Regions from separate parts of the Homo sapiens genome. Here region 1 is linked to region 2. A link is an interaction called in ENCODE POLR2A ChIA-PET data of the cell type or tissue named here. Cell type or tissue: A673. All regions are shown on one strand.

The links. ChIA-PET counts read pairs that join two places held together with the same protein. Peaks named below come from ENCODE experiments on the same cell type or tissue, not always from the same donor. Only the 100,000 strongest peaks of a DNase experiment are listed, where the experiment ranks them.
Region 1: POLR2A ChIA-PET joins it to region 2 with 10 read pairs; 2 of 35 experiments call an interaction of 5 or more read pairs at or near these places.

Annotation. Positions count from the first base shown.
Region 1 is chr6:134,342,547-134,350,546 of GRCh38, forward strand. It overlaps LOC105378009 (a long non-coding RNA gene), which reads right to left and starts at 5,885. Exons shown (of 2, transcript XR_943002.3): 1 at 5,650-5,885. In A673, no CTCF peak of the experiment used is centred here; a DNase peak (open chromatin) is centred at 4,105.
Region 2 is chr6:135,320,835-135,328,834 of GRCh38, forward strand. It overlaps AHI1 (Abelson helper integration site 1), which reads right to left. Exons shown (of 29, transcript NM_001134831.2): 25 at 2,328-2,490. LOC124901407 (a long non-coding RNA gene) reads left to right here and starts at 2,550. Exons shown (of 2, transcript XR_007059783.1): 1 at 2,550-2,600; 2 at 6,452-7,131. RefSeq lists an enhancer at 2,012-2,151, a cis regulatory region at 2,493-2,640 and a silencer at 3,797-4,091. In A673, no CTCF peak of the experiment used is centred here; no DNase peak of the experiment used is centred here.

The DNA of each region.
Region 1 (8,000 bases), 980 kb before region 2:
AGGACTACTCCTATTCAGTTTGATTAAAATAGAATACAGACTTCTTAGGAATTATCAACATACATACTTGCCACACATTCGCATACGTGAGAAAGAAGTTAGGATTTGTAGTGCAATGCCTGGAAAGCGTGCCCTTCGCCCAGGTATTCCATATCAGGCCTGCTGTCTGCGAAAACGGCATTCAAAATGAAAGACCAGTGCACATCATAGAGAAAATTTTTTAAGCCAAGACATTTCCTTTTTCCAATCTGTGCAAATTTATTGAACGCACTTAAAATAAAGAGCATTTGGCAAAAACTTTTTTATTATGATCTCTTAGTAAATTAATCATCAGTTACTTATTGAAAGTGTGTCTGCTGGTAGTCAAGCAGGGCTAGATAATACCAAAATAATATATTTGAGCAAGCATTTATTGAATAGTAACAGGCACTGTGCTTGGCATTAATGAGATGAAGACATGGATCCTGTCCTCTAAAAGCTTAGAGAGTGGTTCAGGATGGAGTAGGTGGGGCGTAGCAAATAAATGTTTTCAACACATGAATGTTGTGCTGATGAGAAAGCAGAGGCAGTGGGAACCAGAGAGGAGCTTCCAAATCTGGACGTTCAGAGAAGCCTGCCCTGGGGCTTGGGTTGAGTCTCAGAGGATGAATGGGAGTTGGCAAGCAAAATTGACGGAAGGGTGGGGAAGAGTTCTGTGGTTGGGTGAATAGGAAGGGCAACGTCACAGAGACGTGAAATGACATTATGCCTGCAAATAAATACACAAGGAAAGTCTGAGGCAGACTATGGAGGAAGACGAGCTGGGAGAGAAAGGTAGGCAAAATTAGGCCCCAGAAGGCATCTATGCCGTGCTAAGAAATGTGGACTTTGGGTCTATTGGTGGTCAGAAAAGGCTGAGAGAGTGACTTTGAACATAGCCTCATCCGTTGGCTGGGCATGGTGGCTCATGCCTGTAATCCCAGCACTTTGGGAGGCCAAAGAGGACAGATCACTTCAGGCCAGGAGTTCGAGACCAGCCTGGGCAACGTAGCAAGACTCCCATCTCAAAATTTAAAAAATTATAAAAATAAACATAAAAAAATTTAAAAATGAACATAGCCCTGTCCTCAGAGGATCTAGGGATTATTGAGATAAAGCCCATTACACCCTTAAGTGTAAAGGAGTGAATGTCAGAAAGGCCAACACCTAGGAAGGTTGCATTGACCTTAATAGCTGACAAATGGTAGCTTCTGCTTGCAAACATTGCTTACATACAATGTTTGCTAGTAACTGTTCATTAAAGAGTTTAAAAATATTTTTTTTCCCTTTTAAGAAAATGTATTTATTTATTTATTTATTTAGAGACAGGGTCTCACTCTGTTACCCAGGCTGGAGTGCAGCGGTGCGATCTCTGCTCACTGCAACCTCCACCTTCTGGGTTCAAACGATTCTCCTGCCTCAGCCTCCCAAGTAGCTGGGATTACAGGCACGTGCCACCGTGTCTGGCTCATTTTTTTGTATTTTTAGTAGAGACAGGGTTTCACCATGTTGGCCAGGCTGGTCTTGAACTCCTGACCTTAAATGATCCGCCCACCTCGGCCTCCCAAAGGGCTGGGATTATAGACGTGAGCCACAGCACCCAGCCTTTAAATTTAATTTTAATTTTTAATTTTTATTTCTTTTATGAGGGATGGGGTCTTGGGCACTGTCACTCAGGCTGGAGTGTAGTGGTGAAATTATGGCCCACTGCAGTCTTGACCTGCTGGGCTCCTGAGCAACTAGGACTACAGGTGCACACCAACACACCTGGCTAATTTTTCAAATTTTTTGTAGGGTCTCGCTGTGTTGCCCAGGCTTGTCTCAAACTCTTGGCCTCAGGTGATCCTCCTGCCTCAGCTTCCTAAAGTGCTGGGATTACAGGCATTAGCCACTGTGCTTGGCCAACTACTAACCTTTCTTCTCCAAATTCCAGCTCCACATTTCTTTTTTCAATTTTTGAGACAAGGTCTCATTCTGTCACCCAGGCTGGAGTGCAGTGGTGCAATCTGGCTCACTACAACCTCTGTCTCCAGTGCTCAAGTGATACTCCCACTTTGGCCTCCGGAGTAGTTAGGACCACAGGTGTGCATCACCACACCAGGCTAATTTTTGTATTTTTTTTTTTTTTTTTTTTGGTAGAGACAGGGTTTTGCCATGTTGCTCAGGCTGGTCTTGAACTGCCAGGCTCAAGCTATCTGCTCGCCTCAGCCTTCCAAAGTGCTGGGATTGCAGGCATAAGCCACTGTGCCCAGCCCAACTTCACATTTTTATGTTACTGGGTTAGATTACTTTAACGCAGTTAAATTTAAAGTTTAACTTTTAAATTTTCATGTTAGAAATGATAAGCCGGGTGTGGTGGCACATCCCTGTAGTCCCAGCTACTCAGGAGGCTGAGGCAGGAGGATTACTTGAGCCAGGGGTTCGAGGCCAACCTGGACAACATTAACGTAGTGAAACTCCATCTCTAATATAATAAAAATAAAAATAAAAATAAAAATGATAGCCCAGACTAGGATAAAAAGATAAAGCTGCTCTCAGCCACAGGGAAGCACATCTTTTACATACACTCTTTTCCCTGGGCTTCAAGCAGAAGAACTGATAGAAGACAACTCCGTATTTTGCCACAGGTACAAGCTACATAAGGCGGATCCTATGATGGGAAGCTTTGTTTTAATTTTTATTCCAAAATCCTTTTATTCTCCAACTCAAATTTTCAATAGGCTGGGCGAGGTGGCTCACGCCTGTAATCTCAGCACTTTGGGAGGCCGAGGCAGGAGGATCACCTGAGGTTGGGAGTTCAAGACCAGCCTGACCAACATGGTGAAATCCCGTCTCTACTAAAAATACAAAATTAGCTGGGTGTGGTGGCACATGCCTGTAATCCCAGCTACTCAGGGGGCTGAGGCAGGAGAATCCCTTGAACCTGGGAAGCGGAGGTTGTGGTGAGCCGAGATGGCACCATTGCACTCTGGCCTGGGCAACAAGAGTGAAACTCCATCTCAAAAAAAAATTTTTTTTTCAATAGATAAACATGCATTTTGTTTCAACAATTATGGCAAGGCATTGGGCTGGCTATCAGAGATGCAGCAGAGAGCAAGACAATAAATTGGGTTCATGCCTTCCAGGAGTATAAAGACCAGTGGTGACAATTCTTGGAGAATGAGATGGACTCAGGAAAGTAAACGAGAATTGCACTAGGCATACCAAGCACCATGAAGGGAGCACTATATTTGGGAGCATATAATGAGTGCAATCCTAGACTGGGTGACAGAAAAGGCTTCCCTACAGGAACTGATATTTAAGCTGAGAGCTGGAGGATATGTAAGACTGAGCCAAGCAAGCAGAAGGAGGAAGCGTGTTCCAGGCAGACGGACAGCGTGAGTGAGTCCCAAAGGCAAGTGGGAATGGGGCATGTTCCAAGAATTCAAAGGAACTCCTGTGGCTGGAGAGGAGTGTAGGGGAGAGGCACACTTGGAGGCGAGGCCAGGGAGAAAGGCGGGTCAGTGAGGGAGGTCATTGGCAGCCACGTGATGCAGCCCTTTGCGTGCTGTTATGAAGACGTGGGACTTCAAAATTCTTTCCTTATTTTATACTCTAGGACAGCCACTGTCAGAGAGATTAACTGGCTTTTCTAAAATCAACTATCAGGCTGGGCATTGTGGCTCATCCCTGTAATGTCTGTAATCCCAACACTTTGAGAGGCTGAGGCAGGAGGATGGCTTGAAGCCAGGAGTTTGAGAACAGCCCTTGCAACCTAGGGAGGTCCTGTGTCTACAAAAAATAAAAACATTAGCCAGGTGTAGTGGCACACAGGTGTAGTCCCAGCTGCTCAGGAGGCTGAGGTGGGAGGATCACTTGAGGCTGGGAGGTTAAGGCTGCAGTGAGCTGTAATTGCACCACTGCATTCCAGCTTGGGGCAATAGAGTGAGACTCTGTCTCAAAAATAAACAAAATATCAAAAATCAAATGTCTGTATATTGACGGACCACTGTGTCTTCCTTGGGTTTCCCCAGAGCAGATCATTACACAAGGATTCAATTATTTGGGGGATTAGCTTACGAAACACCAGCAAGGAAAGGGCACAGGAAACCCAGTTCCTGTTTAGTTCTGGTTTGAAGGCCACGGTAGGGGTGGGGTGGGGATATTCATTGTCTGGCACTTCCAGTCTGCTGCCTGGGTGGGGACACTGGGTCCAGAGGCAGCTCTCAGGTGAAGGAATGCAGATGTGGAGAGTTGGGCATTTGGAATGGTGGTCTGCATGCACTGAGTGGCCAGGGCGAGGGGACACGGGCCGGGCACTGAGTTATCTGCTGCAAACAGTTCTATGGCTCTGATTCTGAGCCCCTACACCACACTACATTGGCTGGATTTGACTTGAATTCCACCTGACTAGCAGGTGAAAGATGCTTACTTGATGGTGGATAGAACCAGAAAAGTCACATAACATTCTAGAACTCTGTGCCGAGGCCCCGGCAATACCTCAGGTTCTAGGCCTCTGTCTCCTTCGTCACAGCATGCACTTCCCATAATTCTTTCCTTCACTTCGGAGTCTTAATACCAAAGGAAGACACGCCATTTTGAGCAGCCTATTAATTTGAAAGTGTCAAGTGTAACTAGGGAATAAATGAGACTCCTCAAAATGAGAGCTTAGTGAGGCATGAGGTAGTGAGCAAGGTCAAGCGCTTAGCTTAAAACAGCTGGATTAATTAGGGTAAAGTCTTTGGGCTTGGGATTTGGGGGCCTTTCTGACTCATGCAATTTTTCCAGAAATGAATGGGTCATATGTTTTGGGAATCTGATATTTAATGACAAGTTTTGGGGTTAAAAAAGTTCACAGTAAGTTTATGTTAGCAATAATTGTCCTTGGGGAGATTTTGCGGAGCAAGGGAAAGAGAGATGTTGGTTCTCCTTTCCTTCCTAGCTTTTTGCCCTCATCAAACATTTATAGCTGGAGGCCCTGTGAATTTCAATATCAACATCATGGTTCAGGTGCTCAAGGATTTCATAGTCTGTGAGAAGACAGACACACAGATAAACGCACACTAGCTAACAAGCCATGGAGCCCTGGGGCAATTTGTCAGCCTCTCCGGGCTCTGTTTCATTTGGAAGGACCTTGATGGACAAGTTCAGTGCTTCTCAACCTTGGCTGTTCATTGAAAGTACTTAGGGAACTTAGAAAGAACACCAGTGCCCCAGCTGGCCTCATGGCTCTGGAGTAAGGCCCAGGCGTTGGTATTTTTTTTAAAGGTTTTGCTAACTCTAAAAGTCCTTCCCCCAGTCTCCCCCAACCCACCCAGAGAGCCTGTACTCTGTTTAACTCAACAGAAGACAGGAGGTGGGAGGTGAAAATCACATTCCCTCCTCTTGGTCTGGTGAACACGTAGTGTGAGCGCAGTGGAGCTCTGTGTTAGGTGACCATATGCCAGCCGCCTCTTGGACTCTGAGTGAATAGCTCACCTCAATAGAACGCATAGAACACTCATTCCAGAAATAACAGGTGCCCACATTTTTCTTCCTTGGGAGACACATTCATGGAGCCAACAACTAATTATCATACCAAGAAAACAAAAACCGTGAGGGAGAGCAGAGGCGGGCTGGCAGCACCCTTGAGTTGTACAAACCGTGACTCACTGGTGTTCAAGGCTGAAGCATCTCCGTAGCATCTCTCTGAGAAGTATCCTGTGGTTATTTTGCAAAAGAAAGAAGGCAACGTGCTTTGCCGTGAGCCTGAACGGAAGGAGAGCTCTTCTCCAATCTCCTGCGTCCTCTGGTTGGCTTCGGACCACACCTGCCATTGAACTTTCCATAGCTGGAATAGAGAACACTTGGCTTCCACACCCCTGTTCTGGCGTGTTCACTACACTAACAACCTCTTCTGTTACGTACAAGGTAATTAAAGGATGAGCTTAGAAGCTGGCACCTTTCCTTTAAAGTAAAAGGCAGCTTACGTTTTGCTAGTGACAGTCTCCTGTAAAAATAACTCTCTTATTAGCGATGACATAAGAGCCACTGAAACCATCTCCGCTCATGGTTAAGCTTGGAGCCTGCCCCATGCCCTTCTGAGGCCCTTTCTCCAATACATGCTGACAAAATCGGCTCCCTGTGCGCCAACATCAACATAATGACCTCACCGTGGATGAGTCTATGAGTCTCTGAAGGCTGAATGATTCTTCAGAACACGCTGAGGAGATGAGCTAGAGGCATGAATAAATTGCTTGTACTTTTCCTTGCTGGCTGTAAAGCCAGCATTGCTCTATCTAATGGAATGTCTACAAAAAGCCACAAGAACTCCATCGTTGTTGTTGTTGTTTTTCTTTTTAGGCTGATAGGTTTTCTTTTTCATCTCCTGCAGCAGGTCTTGTTTGAGAGAACTTTGGAATGTGTAGTGACCACTAAGAGCATGGAATTGAATTAGCTGATTGATTACAAAGAGAGAGCCTCAATTTAAAAGATAGAGGCCCAGACCGGGCAAAGTGGATCGTTCCTGTAATCCCAGCACTTTGGGAGGCCGAGGCAGGAGGATCACTCGGGCCCAGGAGTTTGAGACCAGCCTGGGCAACATAGTGAGACCTTATCTCTACTAAAGATAAAAAAGCTACCTGGGCATAGTGGCACATGCCTGTGGTCCTATCTACTTGGGAGGCTGAGGTGGGAGGATCACTCGAGTCCAGAAAGTTGAAGCTGCAGTGAGCTGTGATCATGCCCACTGCACTCTAGCCTAAGCGACAGTGAGACCCCATCAAAAAAGAAAAAAAAAAAAGTAAAAGACAGAGGCCTATATCTGCCCAGTGAAGATCTGGCGGAGTCAAAACTCAGAATGAGGCTGGGTGCAGTGGCTCATACCTGTAATCCCAGCACTTTGGGAGGCCGAGTGGATCACTTGAGGTCAGGAGTTCGAGACCAGCCTGGGCAACAAGATGAAACCCAGTCTCTATTAAAAATACAAAAATTAGCCAGGCCTGGTGGCAGTCACCTGTAATCCCAGCTACTTGGGAGGCTGAGGCAGGAGAATCTCTTGAACCCAGGAGACAGAGGTTGCAGTGTCTGAAATCAAGTCACTGCACTTCAGCCTGGGCAGCAGAATGAGACTCTATCTCAAAAAAAAAAAAAAAAAAAAAAAAAAAAAAAAAAAAGAAACAGCTTGGAATGACACAACCCCAGGAAACTATCTTCATAATGTGTGGTGTGGACAGGGACCAATGGCATTAAAATATGTGAAATGAGTTTTCCAATTAGACAATTTTTTCATTTAAATTGTATTATTGTTATATTTGAAAAGCAATGGATGCCTTATGGAAAATATAGAAAACATAAGAAGAAGATTTTGAAAATCATTATATGCCTATACAAAATAATAAGTGTTACAGCTTATATTTTCTTCTAGTCTTTTTTCTTTGTGTTGCTTTTTGGTAACATACTGTTTATATGTATAAATATATAATATTTAGCAGGCACAAAAATCTTCTTGGGGCTTTAAAATTTTCATCTTTATACTAGGAATAATAATAGTATTACTATATAGCATAATATAGTATATAATTATAATATAGTATATATAGTAGTAATAGTACTACATATATAGTCTATATACTATTATATACAATAATAGCACATATTATATATGTGCATTCTCCTCTGTTTACTTAATGTGCATTTTTCTATTTTAAGATACACTTACCACAAAACATCTTTTGCAATGGCCACCAAATATTCCACTGTCATTATTTTTAATAAAAAATTTCCATACTTTATTCTATAAAGCTGAGTAGAAATTTTTTTTTCCGGCCAGATACTCTAACCAAAATATTGTGAAATAAAACAAAGGTCCTTTTCCATCTTATACATAGAGTCATTGAGAATAAAAAATGAAAATAATAATAAAGCTAAGGTCCTTTTCAATAAGTTACAAAATAAAATATAGAATCTCCAGTTAAATTTGAATTTCAGGTAAATAACAAGAATTTTTAAAAATGTAAGTATGT
Region 2 (8,000 bases):
ATTTAAAAAGCTTGATTTAAACAGAAGCTACTCCTGTTTAACCTCAGCTGTTGACCCTGTGGGAGACCCAACAATGAGAAGAAGGAACTTGGCTATTTTAGATGATCTGGAAGTTAGAAGTGCTGAGCTTATGGAACTTATATGCTGTCTTATACCTACATGGGAATTAACTTGCCCTAAAATTTCTTCCTTTCATACGGCCTATGTTTTTTCCATTACACAACCTCTTCTAAACACAAAAATATACCTCTAACAGAGTTTAAGAGTTATGTGTCAAAATCAGCTGGGCATGGTAGCATGCCCCTGTAGTTCCAGCTACTCAGGAGGCTGAGATGGGAGGACTGCTTGAGCCCGGGAGGTCAAGGCTTTAGTGAGCCGTGACTGCATCACTGCACTCTAGCCTGGGTGACAAAGTGAGGCCCCGTCTCAGAAAAAAAAGAAAGAAAGAAAAAAAAAGTTATATGTCATTCACTACTTACAAGAAGGTAACTAAAACAGCTACACAGAAGACATTAAGAATTTTATGAGAGTGAGAAGTGGTACAATTTTTGAGACACATAGAACTTTTTAGGGGAGGAGTCTGCTGACTGTGGCAGATAAACTGAAGAAGGGAGCTGCAATGGGACTTAGGGCACTTGAGAGACTGGGGAGGGGAGCAATGGGAAGGACCTGGCTGAAGACAAGGTCGTGGGAAGGTGCCAAAGACAGATAATTTTATCTAGGCTTAGCCCAGCATCCGGTAATCACGAAGGAAATTCTTCCATTCCTTCATCTCTTTGGCTGTCAAAATTGAAAACTTAGGTTAGAATCAATAATATTTTTGTTTAGTCGTAGTTTTGGGTTAAACAGTTTCATGGACTAGCCTGAAAACCAATTATTATTTATAATAATTATTTCTTTGCAGAAACAAAAGACTTAAATATTCAAAACACAGATTGTTCTCAATTTCAAGGCTGCCTATACTACAACTTTTTTTTCTTTTTTTTGAGACAGAGTTTTGCTCTGTTGCTGGGCTGGAGTGCAGTGGCACGATCTTGGCTCACTGCAACCTCTGCCTCCCGGGTTCACGCGATTCTCCCGCCTCAGCCTCCCAAGTAGCTGGGATTATAGGTGCCCACCACCACGCCTGGCTCATTTTTTGTATTGTTAGTAGAGACAAGGTTTTGCCATGTTGGCCAGGCTGGTCTCGAACTCCTGACCTAAAGTGATCTGCCTGCCTCGGCCTCCCAAAGTGCTGGGATTACAGGCGTGAGCCACAGTGCCTGGCCCGCCTATACTACATTTTGAATCAGAACCAGAATTTTTGTGCTTACAGAAGAAAAGCTTACAGATAATATCATTTAATTCCTTCATTTTACAGAAGGTAACTGGGGCGTATGAGTGTAAGATGTTGAGCTGAGGTTAGAAGTCAGTTTTCCTGACCCCTGAGTGTTGTGCTTTTCCTAGCATGCTATCAAGTTAATTGTGGATAGAATGCATTCTTCTCAAGAAGCACTACTGTACTTCTCCCCTTTAATGACAGTTTTAAGTTATTATTATTTTTGTTTTCAGGCTCTCTGCGTTCGTTCTGTTTTCACCTCTCAAGGCCTAGTGGTGAATCTACAGCTTTCAGAAACTCATATTTAGATTTTCTTCCCTAGCTCTTTTTTTTTTCATTTTAAGCTATTATTTAATGAACAAAAACCATTATTAAAACACGAAGTAGAAATTAAAATACAAGAAAGGTTCATACAGTCTTGTCACATCACATGGTAAGTTCTAGGCTTTGTCAACACGTGCACATAACTTTTAAATAATTGTCATTTATCAACTTTGTGCTTACATATTTTCAGCTCTGGCTCATTTTTTCCCCCATAAATGAGGGCTAAATTTACTTGAGAATGAAACAACTTATTGTAGTTTTGTTTTCACAGGTAACCAGATAGGACTGAGGTATACAAAGTAAAAGAATGCAGTTGGGGAACTAGAAGCTCTTAAGATGCCAGTCAGCTGAGGAGGCACTGTGGCTAGAGAAGAACTGACAGAACTGTGCATGAGGCAGGTGGCAGGGTCAAATGAGTTGAATAAGAAAGCTGGTAGCTAGAGGGGCAGGGTCCCCGAGGATAAGAAGTCCATGAAACAAACATTCCAATCTCAGAATGGAGCAGCTTCTAATGTACTAGTGCCTCCTCTTTTTATTTTTTTACATCATGAGAATGAAAAACAATACCCATTGGTAAACATATGCAAAGGTTACAAAGACAGTAAATTAAAGACTAGAAAATGATAAAATCTTGGACTATCAGTTATACCATACTAGTAAACCAGGAAGGGAGCATAAAACTTACTTTCACTAGCCACATGATTAGCTGGAAAATAACCTTCCTGTCCCTTTCCTATGCTGCCATACCACCAGTCTTCATTATCTTTGAAAAACACTCGGATAATGTCTCCGCGATGGATGGTTAGTTCATCTGATCGATTCGCTGTGTAGTCATAAAGAGCCACTACCTAAGAGAGAGATAAGACCACCACAGCTTTATCACAACTGTACCACAGAGAAAACCCCCAACATTCACTTCCTCTTGCAGAAGAGCAGCTGAAACCAAAGCAGTACTTTGGTAAGTGTGAGGCTGTCTCAAGGTTTGCTAATGGGATGAGGGGTGGTGGGAACACAGCAGGAGAAGCAAGATAAAAGACTGTGGGATTGAGAAATGGTTACGAGCATTCAATACACTAAGATTAGCTTCAAAATAGCAGATGTTAATTTTTTAAAGTAAATTACTTGTGAAGCAAATAAAAAAAAGCTCACACACCATTTACTTTTTTAGAATTGTTTTATACTACCTTTATGTCTCATTCTCTGTGCTAAGCAGATGCATCTGAAAAAAAATTCTTCAGAAGGTCTACAGTTTTACAAAAAGGAAAAACTCAATGGAACAATCTGATTGTATTGCTTGGTTTACTGTTAATGTCTTTTTTTGAGATAAATTTCTCTACACACATACATATTTTTTGATGTTTTATATCAACAACTTAAGCCTTCTATCTTTAAAAAGTATCCATATAAGTTATTTTTACTTGATACGAATTTAAGAGGAAAAGCCTTTTCATGAGAATCCTCTTCTTTGTGTTACAATAATCATTATATTTGACTTCCTTTTCTTTTGAAAACCCAAGTCAAAATGATATGGCAGTGGCTGCACAGGCATTTAAAAATCCTTGGCTGGGCATGGTGGCTCATGCCTGTAGTCTCAGCACTTTGGGAGGCCGAGGCAGGAGGACTGCTTGAAGCCAAGAGTTAGAGATCAACCTGAGCAACAAAGCCAGACCTCCATCTCTATATAAAAAAACAACAAAAAAAATTAGTTGGCTGTGGTAGTGTGTGCCTGCAGTCCTAGCACTCAGGAGGCTGAGGTGGGAGGATCACTTGAGCCCCAGGGTTTGGAGGCTGCAGTGAGCTATGACTGCACTACTACACTTCAGCCTGGGTGACGCAGGAAGACCTTGTCTCTAAAAAAAAAGAAGAAGAAAAAAATCCCTTATAGTAGTTAAAGGCAGGAAGACCTCAATTCATTTTAGATTTAGATCTGATACACTGTATAAAGTAGGACATAATAACATCTATACTAAATAATACATTTATGCTGTTTTCCCCTCTACTTAAACAGTATCTGAAAATGTATAGGTTATACAACTACATATGTAATGGAAAATTACATATATAGTTATATATACATATATATATATATATATATATTTATAGCATGTCTCAGTGTGCACAGCACGTGAGAGTCCAGGGAAGAGAAACCTAAGAGTCCCATGTGGTGGGAACCCGGCATTAGACGTGAGAGCTGAGATAGAAGGTTAGGAGAAGCTGAGGCTCATGGAGTAAGCAGGGCTCAGATCATGCATGTTGATAAAGTTCAGACTCAATAATATGGCCAATGGAAAGGCACAGAAAGGTTTTAACCAGAGGATTCCATTACAGTTCACATAACTGTTTCTGATACCTTTTAATCCATTTAACAATATTTATTAACACATCAGGCAATTCTAACGAATGAGTTTGGACTTAACTGCTGTCACCATATAAGGGCAGTAATGATAATTTAATTCAACTGGCTCAAATGCAATGCCTATTGTACAGCTTAGCATAGTATCTAATTTACAACATGCGATGCAGGGTGTTATTTAAGGTTTACAAATTACAATTTTTTTTTTTTTTTTTGAGATGGAGTCTGGCTCTGTCGCCCAGGCTGGAGTGCACTGGTGTGATCTACACTCACTGCAACCTCCGCCACCCGGGTTCAAGCGATTCTCCTGCCTCAGCCTCCTGAGTAGTTGGGATTACAGGCGCCCACCACCGCGCCTGGCTAATTTTTGTATTTTTAGTAGAGACGGGGTTTCTCCATGTTGGTCAGGTTGGTTTCGAACTCCTGACCTCAGGTGATCTGCTCGCCTTGGCCTCCCAAAGTGCTGGGATTACAGGCGTGAGCCACTGCGTCCGGCCACAAGTTATAATTTTAGTATACTGATGTTAAGTCACTTACATACAAGCGGAACTTTAACTTTTCTCTTTGTTCTCCAAATTTCTCTTTCAGTCTCTTACCTGGTACTATCATAGGAGAGGAAAGCTAATTAAAATGTGCTGAGTGCTCACCATGTTCTCGATACCATGCTAGCTGTTTAGGTGTTATTCTGCTTAATCCTTATGACAACTTGGTCAGGCCATGTATCTTTATTTCCATTTTACAAAAGAGGTATTTGATGTCCAGAGAAATTTAGGAACTTCTCTAAAGTCAAGTAAACTAGTAAGTGATAGAATCAAGACTTAAACCCAGTCTCAATCTCTTTCCTTCCTTCCCTTCTTTCTTTCTCTTCCCCTAGTTCCAGGAAACTCTGTGATGGTTTGTTCCTGTTGTTCCTTATCCTGGGTGTGGTACAAAACACAACTTTAATGAGTCTCATGCAAAGATGAGATTAATGTATGCTTATTTGTCTGGAGCCCTAGGTGGCTGCTGGGAAGGATTCAGCTTAGGCAACAGAATCACTTACGAAATCCTACATCAGGCTGTGTCACTGTGTGAACCTCGGAAAGTCTGAAGCTTATCAAGTGAAGTCTGAAAAATTTTCCTGAATTTTACACACAGGGGTGTCTTGATAAAAGAATCCCTTCAGAGGCACAGGGGTCCAAAAAGCCTATGAGAGCCCACATTACACCTTTTCTATTACAGTACCTACTGATTATTCTCTTACAGAACCAAATACACACATCAATTTTGCATGGCCCACTAGTATCTGTAAACATGTTCTGCATTCTGTGACTGTTATGGACTGAATTGTGTCACTCAAAATTCATAGGTTGAAGTCCTAGCTCCCAATGTGAATGTATTTGAAGACATGGCCTTTACGGAGGTAATTCATGTTAAATGAAATCATAGGGGTGGGGCCTGGATTAACAGGACTGGCATTTTTATAAGAGGAAGATACAGTGAGAAAGTGGCCATCTGCAAGCCAGCAGGAGAGGCAGTAGGAGAAACCGACTGTGCTAGCACCTTGATCTTGGTCTTCTAGCCTCCAGAATTGTGAGAAAATAAATTTCTTCTTCTTCTTCTTTTTTAAAAAAATTATTTCAATAGCTTTAGGGGTACAAGTGGTTTCTGGTTACATGGATGAATTGTACAGTGGTGAAGTCTGGGCTTTCAGTGTACCTGTCATGTAAATAGTATACACTGTACCCCACAGGTAATTTTTTTTTTTTTGAGACAGAGTCTTGCTCTCTTGCCCAGGCTGGAGTGCAGTGGCGCCATCTCGGCTCACTGCAACCTCTGCCTCCCGGGTTCAAGCTATTCTCCTGCCTTGGCCTCCTGAGTAGCTGGGATTACAGGCACCCGCCACCATGCTCAGCCAATTTTTGTATTTGAGGTAGAGATGGGGTTTCACCACGTTGGCCAGGCTGTCTCAAACTCCTGACCTCAGGTGATCCGCCTGCCTTGGCCTCCCAAAGTGCTGGGATTACAGACGTGAACCACTGCACCTGGCCCCCGACAGGTAATTTTTCATTCTTCATCCCTCTCCCACCCTCCTTCCACTCTTCTGACTCTCCAATGTCCATTATACCTCTCTGTATGCCTTTGTGTAGCTTAGCTCCTACTTTTAAGTGAGAACACGTAGTATTTGGTTTTTTGTTCGTGAGTTACTTCACTTAGGATAATGGTCCCATTCCCATACAGGTTGCTGCAAAATACATTATTTCATACTTTTTAAAATGGATGAGTAGCAGTCGACATACATATACATAACACACTGAGAAAATAAATTTCTGCAAAACCACCCAGTCTGTGGTATTTTGTTAGGGCAGCCCTAGCAGGCTAGTACACTTTTAAACCTGATGGTGTCAGATGAACCACTTACTACCACCCCAGCCTAAAACTACAAATGTGTAATGCCTCACTTGTATCCATTTCAGGTCCTCAGCAACTTACAGAACCGTTTTCCACACTATTAAGCTGTCATCTCCGGATGTAGAAATGTCTTTGTCATAAAACTCTACAACCAGCATCCTTGGGAGGGTGATGACTGGTGAGGCTACGTTCTCTAAAGCAAAGAAATTGGAGCATGTCATCGTAATACCATTGTTGACATTCAAGTACACGCAGACCTCATTTTATTGTATTTCACAGTGTGGTGTTATAATATGTATTATGTTTCTGTTTGCAGGTCCTGGTTCATAACTCCCATATCCCTTGTTACAGTTTTTTGGTTTAATGGTGGGTATGTTAGGCCTTAGGGGCAGGCCTCAGAAAACAGAATGTCTCTGATCTCCTTCTGCTCTCCTTTTACCTGCCCCAAGGTAGGGCTCTAATCACCACCCCCTACCTTTCTGACTGTAGGTCTTATGAGCAATCAGAGGGTCCTTCCCCCCTCTACCCTGGAGGAAGGAATGCTGATGTCGCGGAGCTTCCACAAAAACCTAAGAGGACTGGGTTAGCAGAGCTTCCAAATAGCTGAACAAATGGAGGTTCCAGGAGAGTCATGCCCCAGGGAGGTCAAAGAAGCTTCCCCTCCTTCCTTCATAGATCGCTCTACGTATCTCTTCATCTGTTTCCTTTGCAACATGCCTTGTAATAAATCAGTAAATATAAGTAAGTGTTTCCCTGAGTTCCATGAGTTACTCCAGCAAATTAAGTGAACTGGAAGAGGGGGTTGTGGGAACCCCAACTTGAAGCCGGTTGGTCAAAAGTTCTGGAAGCCTGTACTTGTGAATGGTGCCTGGGGTGGGGGGCAGTCTTGGGGACTGAGCCCTCAACCTGTGGGATCCGACACTGTCTTCAAGTAGAGGGTACTAGAATTGAATTGGAGTACATCTAGCTGGTCATGGAAGTCTTCTGTGTTAATTGTGGTGTGAGAACACAGTGAAAACATGGTTGGAAAGTTTTTCCCAAACATGTAGATACTGCATTTTTTTGCCAACTGAAGGTTTGTGGCAACCCTGCATTGAGCAAGTCTATCAAGGCCATTTTTTTCCAACAGCATGTGCTTACTTGTGTCTGTGTGTCATATTCTGGTAATTCTTACAACAGTTCAAATTTTTCCTTTATTATTATATCTGTTATGGTGATCTATGATAGGTGATCTTTGATGCTACCAATGTAATTCTTTTGGGGTGCCATAAACCATAGCCATAGAAGACAATAACTTAATTGATAAATGTTGTGTATGTTTTGATTGCTTCACCAACCAACCTCCACCCTCTTACCCCCTACCACCAGGTCTCTCTCCCCTTCTCCTTGGGCTTCCTATTCCCTGAGATATAATGGTATTGAAATTAGGCCAATTAATAACTCTATAATGGCCCCTAAGTGTTCAAATGAAAAGAGTTGCAAGTCCTTCATTTTAAATAAAAAACTAGAAATGATTAAGTTTAGTGAGGAAGGGATGTAGAAAGCTGATAGAAGCAAAAAACTGGCATTTTGTGCCAAACAGTCAAGTTATGAATACAAAGGAAAAGTTCTTGA